Regions from separate parts of the Homo sapiens genome. Here regions 1 and 3 are each linked to region 2. A link is a contact called in ENCODE Hi-C or POLR2A ChIA-PET data. All regions are on one chromosome and are shown on one strand. Each heading gives the region's core, a stretch centred on a gene start or an enhancer-like site at or near the end of the contact. The rest is flanking DNA. Distances are from core to core; before and after follow the strand shown. Region 1 overlaps MLLT10 (MLLT10 histone lysine methyltransferase DOT1L cofactor). Region 2 overlaps PIP4K2A (phosphatidylinositol-5-phosphate 4-kinase type 2 alpha). Region 3 has its middle 19 kb from the start of C10orf67.

Region 1 (3,628 bases), core at 46-2,545, 920 kb after region 2:
TATATAATAAATTAAAGCACCTAGAATCTTATTCAAACAGGGAAAACAAAACAACTGGGACATTTTAAAAAGCCTTACAGCTATAATTAAGGCGTCGGGATCTTTTTTATATCTACAATTTCTCCAGAAAAATGATATATTTAGCCAATGCATTCATTCTGCAAACATCACTGAACTCATTATTTGCCAGGCATTATTCTAAGCCCTGGAGATAAAAAGCCATTCAAGATAGGTAGTCTTTGCCTTCAAGAAGTTGCGTAGAAAAAAGGCATTACAAACAGTTGTGGAGAGCACTATGACAGAGACATCCTCAGGAGGCTAGGAGCACAGAAAAAGAGGTATCTAATTCAGACCTGGAGTGAGAAAAGTGGTGAGCCAAAAAACTTACTGGAAGAGATGTTGTTGCTTTTCAAGCTAATTTCTTTTCTATCTTTTGTTTGTTTGTTTTCTGAGACAGAGTCTCTCTCACCTATGCTGGAGTGCCGTGGTGCAATCATAGCTCACTGCAGCCTTGACCTCCTGGGCCAAGCGACCCTCCTGCCTCAGCCTCCCAAGTAGCTGGGACCACAGGCGAATGCCACCACACCTGGCTTTTTTTTTTTTTTTTTGCGTTGGTTGTGGGGTCGGTGGGTTAAGAGATGGGGTCTCACTATGCTGACAGGCTGATTTCAAACTCCTGAGCTCAAGTGGTCCTCCCACCTCAACCTCCCAAAGTGCTGGCATCACACGCATGAGCCACCATGCCCAGCCTCAAGCTAGTTTCTTTTTTGAGGTGAAGTCTTGCTCTGTTGCCCAGGCTGGAGTGCAGTGGTGCAATCTCGGCTCGCTGTAACCTCTACCCGCGGGTTCAAGTGATTCTCCTGCCTCAGCCTCCCTAGTAGCTGGGATTACAGGCACGTGCCATCACACTCAGCTAATTTTTGTATTTTTACTAGAGATGGGGTTTCACCATGTCGGCCAGGCTGGTCTCAAACTCCTGACCTCAGGTGATCTGCCCGTCTCGGCCTCCCAAAGTGCTGGGATTACAGGTTTGAGCCACCACATCTGGCCTCTCAAGCTAATTTCTAAAGGGGCTGCAGTACAGAGGTGAAGGACGGTTTGAGGAAGAAACATGCAGTAGAGCAGGATAAATTCTAAGGACTTGGTGACTAATTAGACCTGAAAATTCTATTAGACCAATAGAACCTGGTGACTAATTAGACCTGAAAAATAAAAACAAGGGTAGAGTCACCAATGACTCTTAAGCATAAGTAAGTACATGTAGTGATACCATTCACTGAAACAGGAACAGCAACTGAAAGCAGTGTTTGGTTACTGTACGGAAGTAACTGTGCTAGTATAAGAACTCAATGAGGTAAATATTACTCCCATTTCACATATGAGCAAACAGAACTTTAAAGAAATAAAGTAACTTTTTTGGTGAGCTAGTAGGTGGTGAAATAATGATTCAAACTCACAGGTATCCTATAAATGAAATCACTTCCTAATACAAATTAAGAGGTTCAGGGTCATGGTCTTTGAGATGCCTGTGGGACACAGAACTCCTACATATAGAACACAATGGGATAAGCCTAAAACCCAGCAGGAAATTCAGATCTGAAGACATAAATCTAGGAGTGAGAAGCATGGTAAGTTACAGTAAGTAAACCTGCAAACTAAAAATACTTACTATTGGTCTGCACTATGGTTGAAATTTTAACCAGTTGCTCATAATTATTATAGAAATAAGAAATTTCCCATTAAGAACTCTAGATGCCTAATATCTCTTGAAAAACTGAAGATTTGCCAACACTGGATACTATATTATAAAAGAGCAACAATCTGACCAGAGCTCTGAACAGGGCATAGAGACTTTAATCCATCAGCATCTCCATCATCCCTTACCATGTCACTCATTTATGTTACCTATGTGGCCCCATAAGTATTTTACTTACAACTCTTGATATGAACACAATGGTCAAGGCCAAGGAACAAAAATGGAATCACCCAGGGAAAGTTCTCAGCATGATCAAGAGAAGAGAACCAAAGACAGAACCCTAAATAACATTACCATTTAAAGGGTAAACAAACAAAAATAGATCACAAAGGGCAAACTTAGAAAACTAAGATAGAGAATCTTATAAACTGCTCTAAGAATTTCAAAGGAATGGCCTGGTGCAAGTGGCTCATGCTTGTAATCCCAGCACTTTGGGAGGCCAAGGTGGGCAGATCTCTTTGAGCCCAGGACCAGCCTGGGCAACATGGTGAAATCCTATCTCTACCAAAAATGCAAAATTAGCTGGGTGTGGTGTCAAGCATGGTGGTGTGTGCCTGTAGTCCCAGCTACTTGGGAGGCTGAGGTGGGAGAACTGCTTGAGCCTGGGAGGTTGAGATTGAGCCGAGATTGTGCCACTGCACTCCAGCCTCAGTGACAGAACAAGACCGTCTCCAAAAAAGAAAAAGAAAGGAAAGGAAGAAAAAGAAACAAGTTTGGCTAAGAGGGCCAGAAAAGAGACAGCATGTTAATGCAGTGATTATTTATAAACTTTATATTCCAAATAATACATAGCAGAGAAAAAGATATGCATTTTTAAAGGTTGCTACTCCATAGATAATTCAACAAATATTGAGTTTCTACTGAATTCAGTGTTTTCAGAGTATCTTAGAAAATAAAATACTGCAGCCAGATGCGGTGGCTCACATCTGTAATCCCAGCACTTCGGAAGGCCGAGGCAGGTGGATCACCTGAGGTCAGGAGTTTGAGACCAGCCTGGCCAACATGGCGAAACCCATCTCTACTAAAAATACAAAACTTAGCCAGGCATGGCGGCGCATGCCTGTAGTCCCAGTTACTCGAGAGGCTGAGGCAGGAGAATCACTTGAGAGGCGGAGGTTGCAATAAGCCAAGATCACACCACTGCACTCCAGCCTGGGCGACAGAGCAAGACTCCATCTCAAAAAAAGGAAAAAAAAAAAAAAAAGCAGATAAAATGCTGATTAGTTATTTTGGGGGTGAAAAGTGTACTACACAGGGAGTCTCCAATTTCTAAAATTAGAAAACAAAAGTTAGCTGGAGGCAGCATGCTGAAATTGAAACAGCAGAGGCTTTTGACTTAGACAAAACTGGGTTCAAATGCTGGATCTGTCACCTACATGACCCTTAATCAAACTACTTAACCCTTCTGAACCTCCATATTATTCTTATCTATAAAACAAAGATAATGGCTACCTTAAAGACTTTTTGTGAGATTTTGAGAATATCCATATAAAAAAGCTCTAGCAATGCCTACCACAGAGTAAGTTTTAATAAATGGTAGCTACGGCCATTTTGGTGTTAATGCTTTCATTAAAAATGTATCTGTAAGTCAGGAAAGTACACTGTTGTAACTACCAGGTCCTCTAATGTCTCTACTACACTTTGAAAGTTGCAATTACCATCACAACATGCAGTAAAACATCTTGGAAGAATAATATTGAGAAGCAAAATCGTGGTGATTAAGGACCTTCAATCTCAAAACTTAAATTGTTTTTATATTACATCAACGTATACTTACATACGAAATTACGCAGCTAAATGTGCAATCCAGTAATCACACTTTGAAACAATATCTGGTACTCAGTTTACTGGTAAAAAAAAAACACACACACA
Region 2 (4,063 bases), core at 87-2,586:
TTATGTGTTTATAAAACAAGAGGCAGTTGAGAGCCATGGCCAAGAGCCCAGGTTCTGGAGCTGTGTTGCCCAGATCTGAATCCCCTGCGCCATGCAAAGGTCTCTGTGACCTTGAGCCATCACTTAACTCAGCCTCTGCTTTCCTACTGTAAAGAGGGGGGCTGTGTAATAGTTGTGCCCATTTCACAGGGTTAAGGTGGTTACATGGGAGGCTATTGGGGTGGTTAGCAGATACCCGATGTATACTAAGCCTTAAATAAAAGTTAGCCTTAGTGATGTATTGTTATGGGCCATTTTTTGAAATGATGAATGTTGAGGATGAAAAGGGGCCATACAAATAGAAAACCAAAGAATATAAAACAAAATATGAAACTCAACCGCTTCCTACAAGTAAGATATTTTTTTCTTTTGATTGGAAATTATCCATCAAATTTGATAATGTAAGAGAGTCAAGAATATATTATGTCCTATTTCCCCCTACCTTTTTTCCCCATAATTTTTATTTCAAAATAAGCTCTAGAGATTCTTAGCTGGTTCAGCAGGTCATGGAGTAAAATTAAAAAATAACAATGAAGGGGCACTGAGCTAGGTGCCAGGGATATGAGTGTGCCTGGTGGCCTACACCGGAGGTCATGCTTCTTGCACATGGAATAGAGCAGATGACATTGCTTATCCCAGTGGGGTGTGAGAGAAATACTCCAATTAATTGTATGTAAGGTGCATTTTGTGGCATAAAAATGACAAATCCAGCTAACACCAACTTGTCAACTTTAGTAAGGATGGTGCAGATTATTAGGGAGAAAAACAATGTTGTACATACTATACTAAAAATACCATTTTAATGTTTGTTTTTATTTTCATTTTGAAACAATTTCAGACATAAAAATGTAGCAAAAATAATACAAAGAACTCCCATATGGCCTTCACCCAGATGCTAACATCTTATATAACAAATAGTACAGTTATGAATATGAGGAAACTAACACTGATACAAGATGACTGCGTAATAATAGAAAGCTCTTATTTACATTTCCGCACTCATTCCACTTTTGTTTTCTTTCTTGTCCAGGATCACCTGATGCATTTGGTTGTCATGTCTCTTAGTCTCCTTTAATCTGGACTATTTCCTGTCTTTGTCTATCATGACCTTTACACTTTTCATGAAGACTGGTTATTTTGTAGAATGGCTCTCACCGAGAGCTTGCTTCCTAATGATTACATTCATTATGCAGTTTTCACGAGAATACCAGAGCGTTAGTGTTGTGTCCATCTCAGCGCACGTATCAGAAGGCGCGTGATGTCCACTGATCTCATCACTGAAGCTGTTGACTCTGGTCAGTTGGTTACGGTGATGTCAGTGTCAGCTCTCTCCACTGTTAAGTCACTGTTGTTTCCCTTTGTTCTTAAGTATGTTGTGGGAGATACTTAGAGATTGTGTAAATATCCTGTTTCTCAGCATACTTTTGCTCAAAAAAATTGAACATTTATTGCTGATTCTTAATGTGTAACAGTTATTACTGTGGTATTTGCAAATTGCTGATTTTTTAATTTTCATTATTCCTTCTACATAGTTGAAATTGTACTGTAAGGAAGAGTTTCCTCTTCTTCCATAGAACGTGAAATCATAGATTCTTATTCTATGGCTACTGTATTAGTCTGCTTAGACCCACCACCAAAATGCCATCAGTTGGACGGCTTAAATAACAGATACTTATTATCTCCCAGTTCTGGAAGCTGGAAAGTTCAAGATCAGGGTTCTGACAGGGTTCGGTTTCTGGTGAGGGGTCTCTTTCTGGCCTGCAGATGACCACCTTCTGCCCCTGTCCTCACATGGTGGGCCTGGGCTGGGGATGGGGGCATTGAGCTCTTTGGTGTCTGTACTTAAAAGGACATTAATTCCATCAGATCAGGGCCCACCCTGATGAACTCATTTAGCCTTAAATACCTCCTAAGGGCCCCATCTCCAAACAAAGTCACACTCGAGGTTAGGGTTGCATTGTAGGAATTTGGGGGAGACAAAAACATTGAGCCCATGACAGTTACAGTCTGTTATTATCACTATTTACAAAAAGGTTATTAAAAAATATTTGGAAGAGGGATTATTGCTAAAGCAAAGAAACTCTGTATTGACCATCAATACAAAGTAAAACTGAACGTCGTATCCTGTGGTGTGTTAGTATACCGTGTGTGGCCTGTTGTGCTGCTTTCTGGGCAGGGTGCATGACTTGGCTCCTGATCGCGAGAAGCTGTCATTTTAGTTCCTACCTACTCTCTTGTCCCTGTTGCCATGTTCCTGTCCATTAGTATTTAGTCTTGTAAGAAGAATAAGAGAATTGATGTGTCAAACCTTGCCTGAGTCTGCTGGCTTAATTGGGTGGATGATGATGGAAGGTGAGAGGACCCAGAACCCAAGTATGTTGTAGTAATTGATAGATGGTGAGTCATCCCTGCAATTTGCATATCCTGTCCCAGCTTTAGAGGACTGTTGGGGATTTTGAAACCAAAACTTAACAGAATATGAATTCTGCTGTTGCTCAAGTTTTTGAGTTTGTTACCCTTTGTGGCTCATTCTGAAGTTTTGCTGATAATCATATATTTGCTAATGTCTAAAAACAGAACGGTTGGGTCACTGCTGTAAGGCAGATAAATACAGCAGTTCTAGAACCTGCTGACTTGGTGGATTCACATCTACAAGGGAAAGCAGTTTTCGTTGTAAAAATCCCCATTTCATGTATAAGAAAGATGATTCCTATCTAGTCATGTTTTTAACAGTCATCTAGTAATTCTGTATTTTAACATCTAAGTAGCTACTTATATTCTGAATAGCTACAAAGCAGAGCACTTGAAACAATCTTTAAAACATAGGGCTAGAGGAAAAAATATAAACCACATGATTAAACTGTTATGGTGATCATCAGGGACAGTGTAAATCATTATGGAAATTAGGTGGAGGAAATGGCATTGTATCATTACCAGCTTCATATCAAACAAAAAGGCTGTTTGATATGAAACCCCAGCCCTCCAAATAACTGGGACCACAAGTGCATGCCACCATACCTGGCTTTTTTTTTTTTTTTGTAGTCATGAAGTCGCCCTGTGTTTCACAGGCTGGTGTTAAAACTCCTGACCTTAAGCGTCTTCCCTCCTTGGCCTTCCCAACATGCTGGGATTACAAGCATGAGCTACTGCGCCTGGCCTTGGGTGTGCTTTTGGAGTCAGATGGAAACTTCTTGAGAAATACAGAGAGCATCTTGTAGCTAGTCCAGTCAACCAAAGACATTTTTGGAGAACATCTAATACCGCTTCCTTTTGTCATCTAGTGAAAGTAAAATATCTTTTTTTCTTAATCCTGTTTTGAAGACATCTTATAGAAAGGAGGGCTCCCCTGCTCACTCCTTCTTTAGAATTGAACACTTTTATTATCACATGTATCATGTATCTACATGTGCTAATAAAAACAAAAACTACAGCAAAGACTGGGTTGTCTTTGGTTGGAATAGGAAATATATTTCCTCTAGAGTGTTAAAAAGGGTAAGAGAAAACTAGTGAAACTGATTTAGCTAATTTAGTCAACAAGTTAGGAAAATGACATTTCCTAAAGTTCTGATGGGGTTAGCTCTACCTCCTCAGTGGAAATAGTAAACCACCTGGAATTTTACTTTTAGTATATGTCATTATTTGTATTTTAAATTTATCTTCAGTGTTGTTTATATATTACTTTAAAGTCACTCTTGATTTTTTTAATTATAATACAGAACTTTGTTTTCTTTTAAAAGGACAACTTATTTTATAGTTAGCATAGATTGCTTTCCTCGAAATAAAAATTGTCATTCCATTCTAGCATCCTCTGCCAATTGCAGTATGACTCGAGGTATGACTGCAGTTGTCTTAGAATCATAGGTCTAGTGAGTGCTTTAGGCTTCCACATTTTTGAAAAGAATGCAAGTATGGTGGACCTTTAACCACATAAAAGTAAAATATTAAATGAAGCATGCTTTTAATAGCCATCCTGTCATTTTTAAGGTTTCAATAGTGTATGTTTAGAGGCAGTGAATTTAAAAGT
Region 3 (3,761 bases), core at 1,082-3,581, 730 kb before region 2:
ATGATTTTAACGGAAAATCATTGTAATTTTTCAAACCAAAAAACAAAATATTTGTGGCTGGGCATGGCAGCTCATGCCTGTAATCCCAGCATAATTGCAACACTTTGGGAGGCCGAGGCAGGAGGATCACTTGAGGCCAGGAGTTTGAGACCAACCTGAACAACATAGGGAGACCTTATCTGTACAAAAAAAAAAAAATTAGCCGGGCATGGTGGCACACGCCTGTGGTCCCAGCTACTTGGGAGGCTGAAGTGGGAGGATTGCTTGGGCCTGGGAGGTTGAGGCTGCAGTGAGCCACAATCATTCCACTGCACTCCAGCCTGGCCAACAGAGTGAGACCTTGTCTGAAAAAAGAAAAAAAAATTATGAGAAGAATAGCATTGTTTTACATTTTTGCAAATCAATTTCATAACTGGCTTAATGGAAGAGAGCTGGATTCCTATAGCTACTTCTGCATTGAATCTGTTGTGATACATTGTCCTGATTGAAGCACATGAAGAAAATTTGACCTCAAGGAGGACTTTATGGTCCTCTGGATAGGGCCTTGGGGACCCCCCAGAGTACTTAGACTGCAATTTGAGAACTGCTAATCTAGAGAGATGCTACAGTGTATGAAGAGACGAGAGCTGGGCTCAAGCCTCAAGGAGCACCCACGTTTAATAGTCAGGAAGGAGAGGATAAACAAACAGGTCAGAGAGGAAGCACTCAAAAAGGTAGGAGGGGACCCAGGAGCAGCACCCGTGGCGTCAGGAAGCTAAGGCAGTGCCAGGTATTCAAAGGAAGAGTGGTCGAAGTGCTTCTGAAAAAGTCAAGTCAGAAGAGAAGTGAAAAATATCTTTTGACTCAAAATGTGTTTGTCTGACCAGTTCCATGATCTGAACATACTTACAGGGAAGGGCAGACTGAGAGGGGAATACTGGGGTAAGGATAAAGGTGAGTGTGTCAAAGAGTGATAGTTGCCTCCTCCTCCCATTCATTCTCCTTTTCTATGGTATTAGGATCCTGATTATTTTTTGTTGTTGTTGTTGTTGTTTTATGTTGTTTTATGAAAGAGGATCTTGCTCTGTTGTCCAGGCTGGAGTGCAGTGGTGCACAGCTCAGTGCAGCCTCAAACTCCTGGGCTCAAGCAATCCCCCCGCCTCAGGCTCCCGAGTAGCTAGGACCACCATGGGCTAGGATCTTGATTTTTAACTTATCACATGGCCAACCAGAATAAACAACGACATTTACCCCCTTGCAGGTAGGGGTAGCCAGGAGACTAAGTTCTACAAATGAAGTAGAAGTGGTTTGTAGCTACTTCTGGGAGCCCCCTGAAAGACGGCTGTTCTCTTGGCTACTTTTCATCTCTTCCGCCCTCCCTTTGGCTGTAACACAGACATGATGGCTGGAACTGGAGCAATCATTTAGGCAATGAGGTGACCACAAAACACAGAGGACTGGCAAGACGCAAGGAACCTGGGTCTTGAGGTCTTGGTAGAGCACAGCCACCTCACCAGCCTTGGATTGCCAATTGCTGCCTAAAAAAGAAATGAACTTCCATCCTGTTTAGACCGTGATTATTTGAGCGTCTATTATTCACAGCCAAACTTAATTCTAACTCTTACAGTGAATGAGTGGTTTTATGGATATGAAGTTGAAGGGGTTTTTCTCTAATGGTTTCATTTTCTTTGTGAGGTAGGATGTGAGATCATAGGACGACAGCGAAAGGTTGCAGAGTGAGATCAAAGAGGCAAGTATAAGAGAGTCTGAAATTGCTGTGGCTGGGCGTGGTGGCTCACACCTATAATCCTAGCACTTTGGGAGGTCAAGACAGGAGGATTGCTTAAGCCCAGGAGTTTGAGACAAGCCTGGGTAACATAGTGAGATCCCATCTGTACTACCAAAAAAAAAAAATTAACCAGGTGTGATAGTGGGCTATAGTCCTAGCTACTCAGGAAGCTGAGGCAGGAGGATCGATTGTTTGAGCCCAGGATGTCAAGGCTACAGTAAGCCGAGATCACGACATTGTACTCTAGCCTAAGCGACAGAGCAAGAGCCTGTCTAAAAATAAAAAAAATATTAAAAAAGTAGAATTCTAAGAGTGAGCTAGGGAATAAATCAGGCTAGTCTTGAGTGCCTGTGCTGGATATTCTCTGGTCTCCAACCCAAGTTTTCATTCTTCTCCATCCTGCTGTGGTTCAAGAGCTGATTTTTTTATGCACTTCTTCATTCAAGCTCCCTCCCAGCTCTGTTGGGTTCTTGAGTTTGGTCATCCGGAGGTGCCTGCAGAATAGTTGGGCTGAGCAGAGAGACAGGTTGGGGTAATAGTTTCCTGTTTGTCAGTTGCTGCATTCCTTTACTGAACTGAAGACCGTAGCCCCAGCTACCTGCTAGGCTGCTAAGTTCTGGTAATGTCCCCCCTTCCCCCTGCAGGATGAAAGGTGGAAGCTTGCTGGGTCTCCTTATCCCCACCCACACCTTTGTAAATCTTCCTTTTCTTCTTTCTTTTTTCTTTTTTTTTTTTAATAGAGACTGGGTCTCACTATGTTGCCCAGGCTGTTCTCAAACTCCTGGCCTCAAATGATCCTTCCCACTTCAGCCTCTCAAAGTCCTGGGATTACAGGCATGAGTCACAATGCCCAGCCTTCCCTTTCTTAAGCCTTCCTCAGTTACCCTTTCTAAGTGTGTCATCTGTTTCCTGATGGGACCTTGCCTGGTACTAGGGCCATCTGAGGTTGGAGATCACAATTTATGGTAAAATCAATAGGTCTTGTGGTTTGACTTCCCTTGCTGTACCAAGATGCCCAGGTGTAAACAGAGAAAGCAAGTTATAGTTTAGCCAGCTGCATACACCATGAGGAGAGTCAAGTGAGCTACCAAATTGGCAGCTAATATTGAAATGATGTAAGCTGATGATGGAGGAAGTGAAGAAAGGATATGGTAGAGGGCCTGGGAGGGAGCAGAGGAGTTATCCTGCTCCTTACTGGAGGATCTGGCGGATCAAAAGGCAGGGACCCTGGAGTGGGCAGGAGAAGATGAACCACAAACTAGAGGTTGAGAAAGCATGGTCAGAGAGTGAGATACTTGAATTAGTGAAAACAGAACTGGTCAGACAGAGCTGAAACCCATTTAGGGCCTTTATATGTCCCCAGGGCAATTACTATGAACAGGGGACACTACACAGGGAAATTAAAGAAGAAAAATATTGTTCTCCTCTCTGGAGGACTTAACAGTTGAACTAGGAAGGCAGATGAACAGTGCACATAAAATGCCAACTGAATGGAACAGAGTATAAAAAGATGTTCAGAGGAGGAAGCCTCCCCCAAGGCTGGCCCATTCTGAAAGATGTGGATGTCTTAGTCCCTTGTCTGTTGCTTATAACGGAATACTTGAAACTGGGTAATTTATAAAGAAAAGGAATTTATTAATTTATTTCTTACAGTTGTGAAGACTGGGAAGTTCAAGGTTGAGGGACTGCATCTGGTGAGGACCTTCATGCTTGTGGCAGGGGGACTTCCTGCAGAGCCCCAGGGAGATGCAGGACATCAAATGATGAGGAGGCTGAGCGTGCTTGCTCAATTCCCCCTTCTTCTTCTTATAAAGCCACTAGTGCCTCTCCTCTGATAACCTATTAATTCATGAACCCTCTAATCTATTAATCCATTTTTATGACCAGAGCCTTTATGACCCAATCATCTCTAAAAGGCCCCACCTCTCAATAATGGGATTTACGTTTTAACATGACTTTTGGAGGGGACAAACTTTCAAACCATAGCAGTGGA

What was found. A loop is a pair of places that touch in the nucleus more often than their neighbours do. ChIA-PET counts read pairs that join two places held with the same protein, here RNA polymerase II (POLR2A). Pooled maps may share reads with other maps.
Region 1: a pooled map shows a loop between it and region 2 (5-fold over the local background). The contact joins two enhancer-like sites. A Hi-C loop is called at or near these places in 1 of 168 maps with a recorded cell type or tissue (endothelial cell of umbilical vein) and 2 of 50 pooled maps. POLR2A ChIA-PET finds 5 or more read pairs at or near these places in 1 of 52 experiments (BJ).
Region 3: a loop to region 2 is called in a pooled map, with 5 times the contacts of the local background. The contact joins two enhancer-like sites. A Hi-C loop is called at or near these places in 4 of 37 single-sample maps with no recorded cell type and 12 of 50 pooled maps. POLR2A ChIA-PET finds 5 or more read pairs at or near these places in 2 of 52 experiments (GM12878 and WTC11).

The regions. Positions count from the first base shown.
Region 1 is chr10:21,708,563-21,712,190 of GRCh38, reverse strand. The region is part of intron 13 of MLLT10 (MLLT10 histone lysine methyltransferase DOT1L cofactor); the gene reads right to left. Among named protein-coding and RNA genes, the nearest start is that of MLLT10, 180 kb to the right of the region's middle. RefSeq lists enhancers at 646-1,146, 1,116-1,215. Within about 2 kb of position 1,295, at least 2 of the 41 ENCODE cell types and tissues checked have a DNase peak (open chromatin) inside an H3K27ac peak, as active enhancers do.
Region 2 is chr10:22,629,189-22,633,251 of GRCh38, reverse strand. All of the region lies in intron 1 of PIP4K2A (phosphatidylinositol-5-phosphate 4-kinase type 2 alpha), which reads left to right. Among named protein-coding and RNA genes, the nearest start is that of PIP4K2A, 83 kb to the left of the region's middle. Within about 2 kb of position 1,336, at least 6 of the 41 ENCODE cell types and tissues checked have a DNase peak (open chromatin) inside an H3K27ac peak, as active enhancers do.
Region 3 is chr10:23,361,606-23,365,366 of GRCh38, reverse strand. No RefSeq gene overlaps it. Among named protein-coding and RNA genes, the nearest start is that of C10orf67, 19 kb to the right of the region's middle. Within about 2 kb of position 2,331, at least 3 of the 41 ENCODE cell types and tissues checked have a DNase peak (open chromatin) inside an H3K27ac peak, as active enhancers do.